Regions from separate parts of the Homo sapiens genome. Here region 2 is linked to region 1. Evidence: chromatin contacts called from ENCODE Hi-C or POLR2A ChIA-PET data. All regions are on one chromosome and are shown on one strand. Each heading gives the region's core, a stretch centred on a gene start or an enhancer-like site at or near the end of the contact. The rest is flanking DNA. Distances are from core to core; before and after follow the strand shown. Region 1 holds the start of PMPCB (peptidase, mitochondrial processing subunit beta). Region 2 holds the start of SLC26A5 (solute carrier family 26 member 5).

Region 1 (3,693 bases), core at 887-3,386:
CTCTTAAAGAGAGTGCATTTTTGTAAAGTCTTACAACTTGCCTTGAAAGCCATATGCTCCAGAAAGTGTGCTGTTCCATTGTTCTTCTCATTTTCGTATCTACTTCCAGCATCAATCCAGAGTCCAACCTTAATGCAATCAAAGAACAATTAAATAAATTCATTTTATTTATTTGAGGTTGGGGGGAACAGTCTCCTTCCTTTTTCTGACAAATGCTTTCTGGTCTTAACACTAAGATTTTCTTGACCTGAGTGAATTGATAGTTCATTCCTGTGAACTATGAGATTTAAAAATTTCGATCAGGATACTGCTGGGTGCTACAAGTATCTACCTGCCACCTTCAATGAGGATTCTTTGCCCAACTCATTAATCCAGCCAATTAATAACTGTAGTATCAAGAACATCAGAGACTGTCAGAAAACTTCGGTTGAAATCCTGGCTCTGTCATGTATTAGCTGAGTTACCTGAACAAAACCATTTAACTTCTCTCACTTCCTTAACTATAAAACAGGTGTGAGGATGCCCACTACAAACAATTGCTTTTTATCAAATAAGACATCAGTAAAAACACTTGGCAGAGTAGCCCTGCAAACATATTTCTTTCATTATTATCAATACTACTGAAAATAAATAATCAATAATAAGCTACAAGAACAAGATGCAGACAATGCAACAGGATACATATGCACCCTGTAACTAAGTACCACTGGAAGAAAAGGTTCACAACTCATGGAAATCTGTCAAGGCAAAATAACTGTCACCCTTTTTGAACCACCAGCCAACGAAAAAGCTAAAGATTAAAATCAACAATTTGCTACGCTAAATGAAGGGTCACTTAGAGAAGGTTGCCTGAGTCACTTACTGTGCATGTTGAGAGCCCAGAGTCTTCCGAAGCTACTCTGAGTCCACTTTCTAAACATGTTACTCTTGTTTCAGGAACATTCAGAACAACTTGGGTAGCAGCCTGTGTACTTCTTAATCTGTTCTCTCCAAAATATAATGACTGGTTGGGGGTAGGAAGTGGAAGAGACAAAGCAAAACACATTACTAATCTGATATTAAATGTTGCTTTTAAAACCAAATCTATTTTAAATAGGCTGTCTCTATAAAAGAATCTTTCTTCTTGAATTTTGGTTCCACTGAGATCTCTGCCTGGCCTAGAAACATCTGTCACCAGCCACTGTCCTAAAGCCAGCAACGTGTTTATAAACATGCCCTTCCCTCAGGGAAGATGAGCAATTATTATCATTACCCAGAGAGAAATTGACTTTATTTCACTACCTCTCCTAGAAATGTTTTATATTCATTATGGAGAAAACAAGCAGGAAAAAAAAAAAGAGAGGGAAACTATGTAAAACTACCTACACACAAGACAAAACTGACACTCGGGTTTTCATTGTTCAAGAAAAGCAACAGGGTTTGGAAATGGTTAAAAAAAAAAAGAGAGAGAGGATAGGAAGATGGGTCGATGTTCAAAATGCAAATGACTGGCTTTTCGGCCAGAAACTATTCGCCTTTCAGCAGTTTTTCTTTGCCCTTATACAAAAGTCTCACATCCCTTTGCTTAAAGTCAGAGGCTCTCTCATGAGAAAAATGCAAATACATAAAAAATTTTACTTCATTGATGTCCAGGTTCGCGGGAAGCCCAGCTGAGGACGAAGTTCAGTCTTAGGCAAAAATAGAACTCTGGAGCGGTACCCATTTCACTTTTTAGTTTTCCCCAATTTGCAAGCACTACGTTTTTAGTGGTCAAACATGCACTCCTCAGTAGCTGGCGGGAGGAGCCGAAAACCAGGGTCATCCCACACGTCACTAGCAGGTCTCCTGGCGGGTGGCCACAAGCCAGTCACCCCCGGCCAGTTCAGCAGCCCCAGGCCGCCTGGCGCCCGGCGGGTCCGGGTCGAGGAGGCCCTGCCCGACCCACTGTTCGGATCTGTGGCGCCGACTCTCAGGTGCGCTGCGCCGGGTCTGGCGAGATCTCGAGGACAGGACCGGCCTGGAGGGAAGCTCACCCGTCCCGCAGCGCCTCGGATTAGAAGACTCTCGCTGAAACCCCAGAGCCGCCGCCGCGCCGCGGATGACAACACCACTCGAGCCGCCGCAGCCGCCATTTCTGCTAGAAGGAAGGTAGAGGATGAAGGATGTGCTTCCGGGGTCGCGACCTGAGGTCCCAGAGCAGGGAGGTGGGCTCCACCTTGTGGCCGTGATGGGAATGACACTCCTCGAAGCGGTTGTGAAAGCAATCAGGGCCCGACCATGATGCTGAGCGGTCTTTACCAAATGAATTGGGGAGTCTGCAGAAGCCCCTTTATCATCAGTTATTTTATCGATCGCCTACTAAGTGCAAGGCACAAATGCGGTGGAATGAAAGGTAACCTGATGCAATATATCTCACTGGTGGATGGAATTGATTGAAAACAGTGGAATAATATTCATAAGTCACTGCCTTTAAAGGAAAAGTCTAGTGGGAGAGACAGATGCCGTGAGGGGAGGAAACGATGTATCCGTGTTGACCACTATCCACTCTTCGAACCTCTACAATATGGCTCATCTCATTCCATAGAAATTGCCCTTGGTAAGGTCACTAATTGCTAAAAGTTGGACACTTTACAGACTTATGTTACAGTCCTGTTGGAGGATTTGACATTGTTGGCTTCTTTGAAATTCTCTTTTCTCAATATATTCTAGAGCTCCACCTCCTCATAGTTCCCTCTGCACCTTCTTGGACTCCTCTTTATTCACAGATCTGTTTTTTGTTTTTGTTTTTGTTTTTGAGATGGAGTTTCACTCTTGTTGCCCAGGCTGGAGTGCAGTGGTGCAATCTCAGCTCACTGCAACCTCTGCCTCCTGGGTTCAAGCAATTCTCCTGCCTCAGCCTCCCAGGTAGCTGGGATTACAGGCATGTGCCACCACGCCTGGCTACTTTGTATTTTTAGTAGAGATGGGGTTTCACCATATTGGTCAGGCTGGTTTTGAACTCCTAACCTCAGGTAATCCACCCACCTCCACCTCCCAAAGTGCTAGGATTACAGGCGTGAGCCACTGCGCCCAGCCCACAGATCTCTCAAGGAACTAAAAATTGCAAATGCTTTTCTAACTCAGGTAGATGGTATAGTGCTTATTTTGCAATTAAGACACTGAAGTCAAATAACTTGCCCCAGGTTACCCTGCTAGTAATAGGTTAACGCCAAAGACTGTGCTGTGAAACACTACATTTTGCCCTAAAAGTTGGTGTTTGCCAGGACTCTAAGCCTCTTCTACTGAACATTCTCCCTCTGGGTTTTTCCCTCCACTTCAAGACCTGTCTGCCCAACCCAGGCCTTTCTCTTGAGCTCCAGCCCACTTAACCATCAACTACTAGGAAACTACACTTGAATACCCCATTGGAAACTCAATATCAACTTGTCCAAAAGGGAATTCACTGTGTCCCCTGAATCTCTTCCCATATTTGCAATGCCAAACAGCCAATCATACCTACATTTGCCCAAAACTCCAAACCACCCAGAAGCTCCTCTCTTTTTCCATCTTCCACATTCAATTGATACACCCCTTTCCTGCCTCTTCAATCTACTCCAGGCCCATTGTCAGTTTTTTCACATTACTACCTATAGGATCTTTTACAAATGAAACTGTTACGGCAGTCCCATTATGAAGAATCCATCAGGGAGCCCTTGGTCACAATAAAGTAAAGGG
Region 2 (3,440 bases), core at 773-3,272, 150 kb before region 1:
CACACAGGATTGGCTAGAATGTGTGGAACAAAGGAGGGAAGAAAATTCCCTGAGTATACGTTTTCAGATCTTTTTAATATTCTTTAATTTTTTCTTTTATCCGCTTTTAAGTTCTGGAGTACATGTCCAGGATGTGCAGATTTATTACACAGGTAAACGTGTGTCATGGTGGTTTGCTGCACAGGTCAACCCCATCACCTAGGTATTAAGGTCTAGCATCCACTAGCTGTTCTTCCTGATACTCTCCCTAATATTCTAATACCAAATAAATGTAATTAAGCCAGCAAGGATGGGAAGGGGGTAGGGGGTGGGGAAGACTCATATTAAAAGCAAACTCATCTCTAAACCAGAAATAATAGCAATATCTATACAAGTAAATACATGTACTCAGAACAGTGCCTACTACATGTAAACACTGAACAGGTGTTAGCAACATTGCCATTATTGTGTTAGTATATTAGGTACCTGGTGCTACCGGCAAAACCAGTTTATCATCCAACTGTCTCCAGTGTTGCTACTCAAAGTTTGGTCCTCCAGTAGCCTATCAGGATCACCCAGGGGCCTGTTAGAAAGGCACATCTCAGACCCCACCCCAGACCTACTGAATCAGAATCTGCGTTTTTAACGGGATCCGCAGGTGATTCCTATGCACATTAAAGTGTAAGAAGTACTGGGCTACAGACAGGTATGTGACAAAATAATTTCATAGGATGGCAAAGGCCAAGTGGCAAATGAAGGACACCAGAAATGCACGTCCCAGGAGCCCAACTCCTCCTTAGTAAATTACCCTATTAAGATTTGTTTAGAGATGTTCAAAAGCGTGGAGAAAAGCAAATTTGGTTTCCTCAGCTAGGGACGCGGAGAGTGGTCTGGTGCCCTTGAAGAGATCGCCCTCGTGTGGAGTAGGGAGGGAATCTCTAGCCTTTCCTCTCGGATGAAGAACAGCACCAGCGCTCCCAGCCAAAGGCCTGGCCCAGGTTCTGGAGGTGGGGTCTCCTTGGCAGAAGCCTCTGGTGTCTGCAGGCGTGCATTTACAGCTTTAAGACCAAACAGCTAGTCCGCCACGTGTCACTACAGTGTGCACGCGCAGAAATGCACAAAGCAAAAAAAAAAAAAAAGATGCTCTTAATGAACCAACTATAATCCTTGCTAAGGCATAAAGCCAGAGGGAAGTATGTATCTGAAATCATTTTCTACCCCTCACCCTCTTGGAGCCCGGCACTCTGGCTGCGGTGCTCTCTTGTATCCCAGTTGCTAGATGCAAAACAAGCTATTTCCTATCTAATTTTTTTTTTTAAGAGACGGAGTCTCGCTTTGTTGCCCAGGCTGGTCTCAAACTCCTGGACTCAAGCAATTCTCCCAGCTTGGGGTAACGTGTTACATTATTCTACTTAATAAAAAGCAAAAGTTGTTTTATAAATTCTAACTTAAATGCCCAGAAAATAACTTATCATGCATTGCCTTGTCGTGCAATAGTCAATATTTGCAAACCAAGTGTTAACCAAAGGCAGTTCATCAAAGATTTTTGAAAATTAAAAAAAAAAAAAAACTCATACTCACATTGTCCTCAGGATTTCCTGTTTTCGAAATGTTCCTGTACGAATCGGAGTCTCTATAATGATTGTAATTGAAAAGATAAGTCAGGTTTTTTGTGTTTTTTTTTCATTTTAAAATCATAATACGCAATGTTTTCCACTTGAACGCTATACCTTGTGTATTGTGCTTGCTTCAGCCTCGAGCCTCTACTGATGTTCCACCTCAAGGCGACAGGAATGCCACCTGGAGAAACTCCTGGGCGGTATGGGAAGAAAGCCGGTCTCATCAGAGTATATTTGCGGGGATCGACGACCAAGGTGTTAAATTCCAAGCACGCTTTGGAAAGTTCTAGGTGCTTGGGAAGAGATCCGTAGGCGGCAGGGATGCCCGCGCCCCGGCGTCCCAGCGCGGAGGGTGGCGGCGGGGCCTGGCCCTAGCGGGGCGGGGCGGGCTCGGGTTACCGGGAGTCGCGGGGCGCGGCCGGCACTGCCCGCGGCGCCTCCTCCTAGAGCCGCACCTGGAGGCAGCGCGCGCGTCGAAGAGGCAGCGGCTGTGGAGCGCGGCGGGGCGGCTCCGCCCAGGGCAGCCCGGGCTGGTGAGTGCGCGCGGGCGGCCGCGGGGCCGGGGGTCGCGGTCCCTCGGGAGGGGACTGAGCTGAGGCCCGCGGGCCCACCCGAGCAGGGGCCCTCGCTGTCACCGCCTCTGCCCCTGTCTCCCAGGCCCCATGTCGCGCTTTTTCCCTAAACGAACCGGTGACAGGGCTGACCTGCCCGCACTCTGCTGGTCCCTACGCCGGGAAGGAGAAAGTCTCACGAAGCTCTTTCCTTTGCAACCCCTGTCCCCTTGCCCTCTGCAGCTCCACACAGCATTTTTACTTCCCGTTTGCCTCCTCGAATCCCTTCGGTGCTAATCCAGCCCTTCGCCGTTTCCAGTTTGGGTCTGGCCTGTTTGTATCCAAATCGAATTACACAAAACCAGGCCCTCAGTTCTGCCTCTGGCCCTCTTTCCGGAGACGGGCCCTGCCTCCTCCTGTGCCGGGCTGGGCTTGCCCGGCATTGGCCGCCCGGAGCTCCCAGGGAGCAAGGCTGTGGTCCCGAAACTGGGCCCTCCGCTCAGCGCCGGGCAAGGCTCAAACCCCGGGTCTCTGACTTATCCGGTCACGAAGGGACTGCTCAGAGCCTAACAGCCCTAAAATTTGGTATTGGCCCCCTCCCGGGAAATCCTTCTCCCTACCAATCAGGCATCGCGGCAGGTGCTCTGCCATCATAGAGGCTCTGACACGCTGAACTCTCGAAGCTCGCGGCAGTGTTTATTTTTAGGAGAGATTTAGTTGATCGGGAACCAATTGACTTGGTTGACTGCCTCATCTAGTGCGCACCTGGGCCGGGCCCCGCCGGGAAGGCGTGCTGGACGTTCTCAGTGAGCTCCGAGACCTACAGAAGAAACAGCTGCAAGGATCCGATCAGCTAGCTGTGAAGAAAGCCTCAGATACGCTGTGGGGTGGGCAAAATTCTTTTCCTAGCTTCGATGAGTACTGTGGATTCTAGAATTTAAACAACATTCATGGAGACTCTTAAAACAACAAAAAATATCAACTTTTTGCGGGCACAGACTGAGATTTAGCTTTTTCCTATCTGAAAACTGAACAATGTGCACTAGATATAAATGTATTATCTAAAGTTTAGGAATTTACAGCATAGAAATGCAGGGGAATTCGGAGTATGCAATACGAAGTATCAACCTTTTTGAAAATGAAATTTAAAATGTATTTTTGTCAGGCATTCCTTCTAATTACGGTAGTATTGCTTTGTATCAGAAGACTTTCAGGCAAAGGACAGGAGGGAAGAGAGAGAAATTCAAACTAATTTGCATTAGAAAGAAACTTAGGGTGAAGAATTGCCTAG

What was found. A loop is a pair of places that touch in the nucleus more often than their neighbours do. ChIA-PET counts read pairs that join two places held with the same protein, here RNA polymerase II (POLR2A). Pooled maps may share reads with other maps.
Region 2: a loop to region 1 is called in a map of endothelial cell of umbilical vein, with 4 times the contacts of the local background. The contact joins the promoter of SLC26A5 here to the promoter of PMPCB in region 1. A Hi-C loop is called at or near these places in 1 of 168 maps with a recorded cell type or tissue (endothelial cell of umbilical vein), 1 of 37 single-sample maps with no recorded cell type and 10 of 50 pooled maps. POLR2A ChIA-PET finds 5 or more read pairs at or near these places in 1 of 52 experiments (activated T-cell).

Annotation. Positions count from the first base shown.
Region 1 is chr7:103,295,878-103,299,570 of GRCh38, reverse strand. PMPCB (peptidase, mitochondrial processing subunit beta) reads right to left here and starts at 2,136. Exons shown (of 13, transcript NM_004279.3): 1 at 2,013-2,136; 2 at 863-1,003; 3 at 42-128. The coding sequence starts at 2,111. RefSeq lists enhancers at 1,882-2,181, 2,282-2,341.
Region 2 is chr7:103,444,789-103,448,228 of GRCh38, reverse strand. SLC26A5 (solute carrier family 26 member 5) reads left to right here and starts at 2,022. Exons shown (of 20, transcript NM_198999.3): 1 at 2,022-2,131. It overlaps SLC26A5-AS1 (SLC26A5 antisense RNA 1), which reads right to left and starts at 3,022. Exons shown (of 4, transcript NR_110141.1): 1 at 1,710-3,022; 2 at 1,561-1,612. RefSeq lists a silencer at 1,947-2,016 and an enhancer at 2,073-2,649.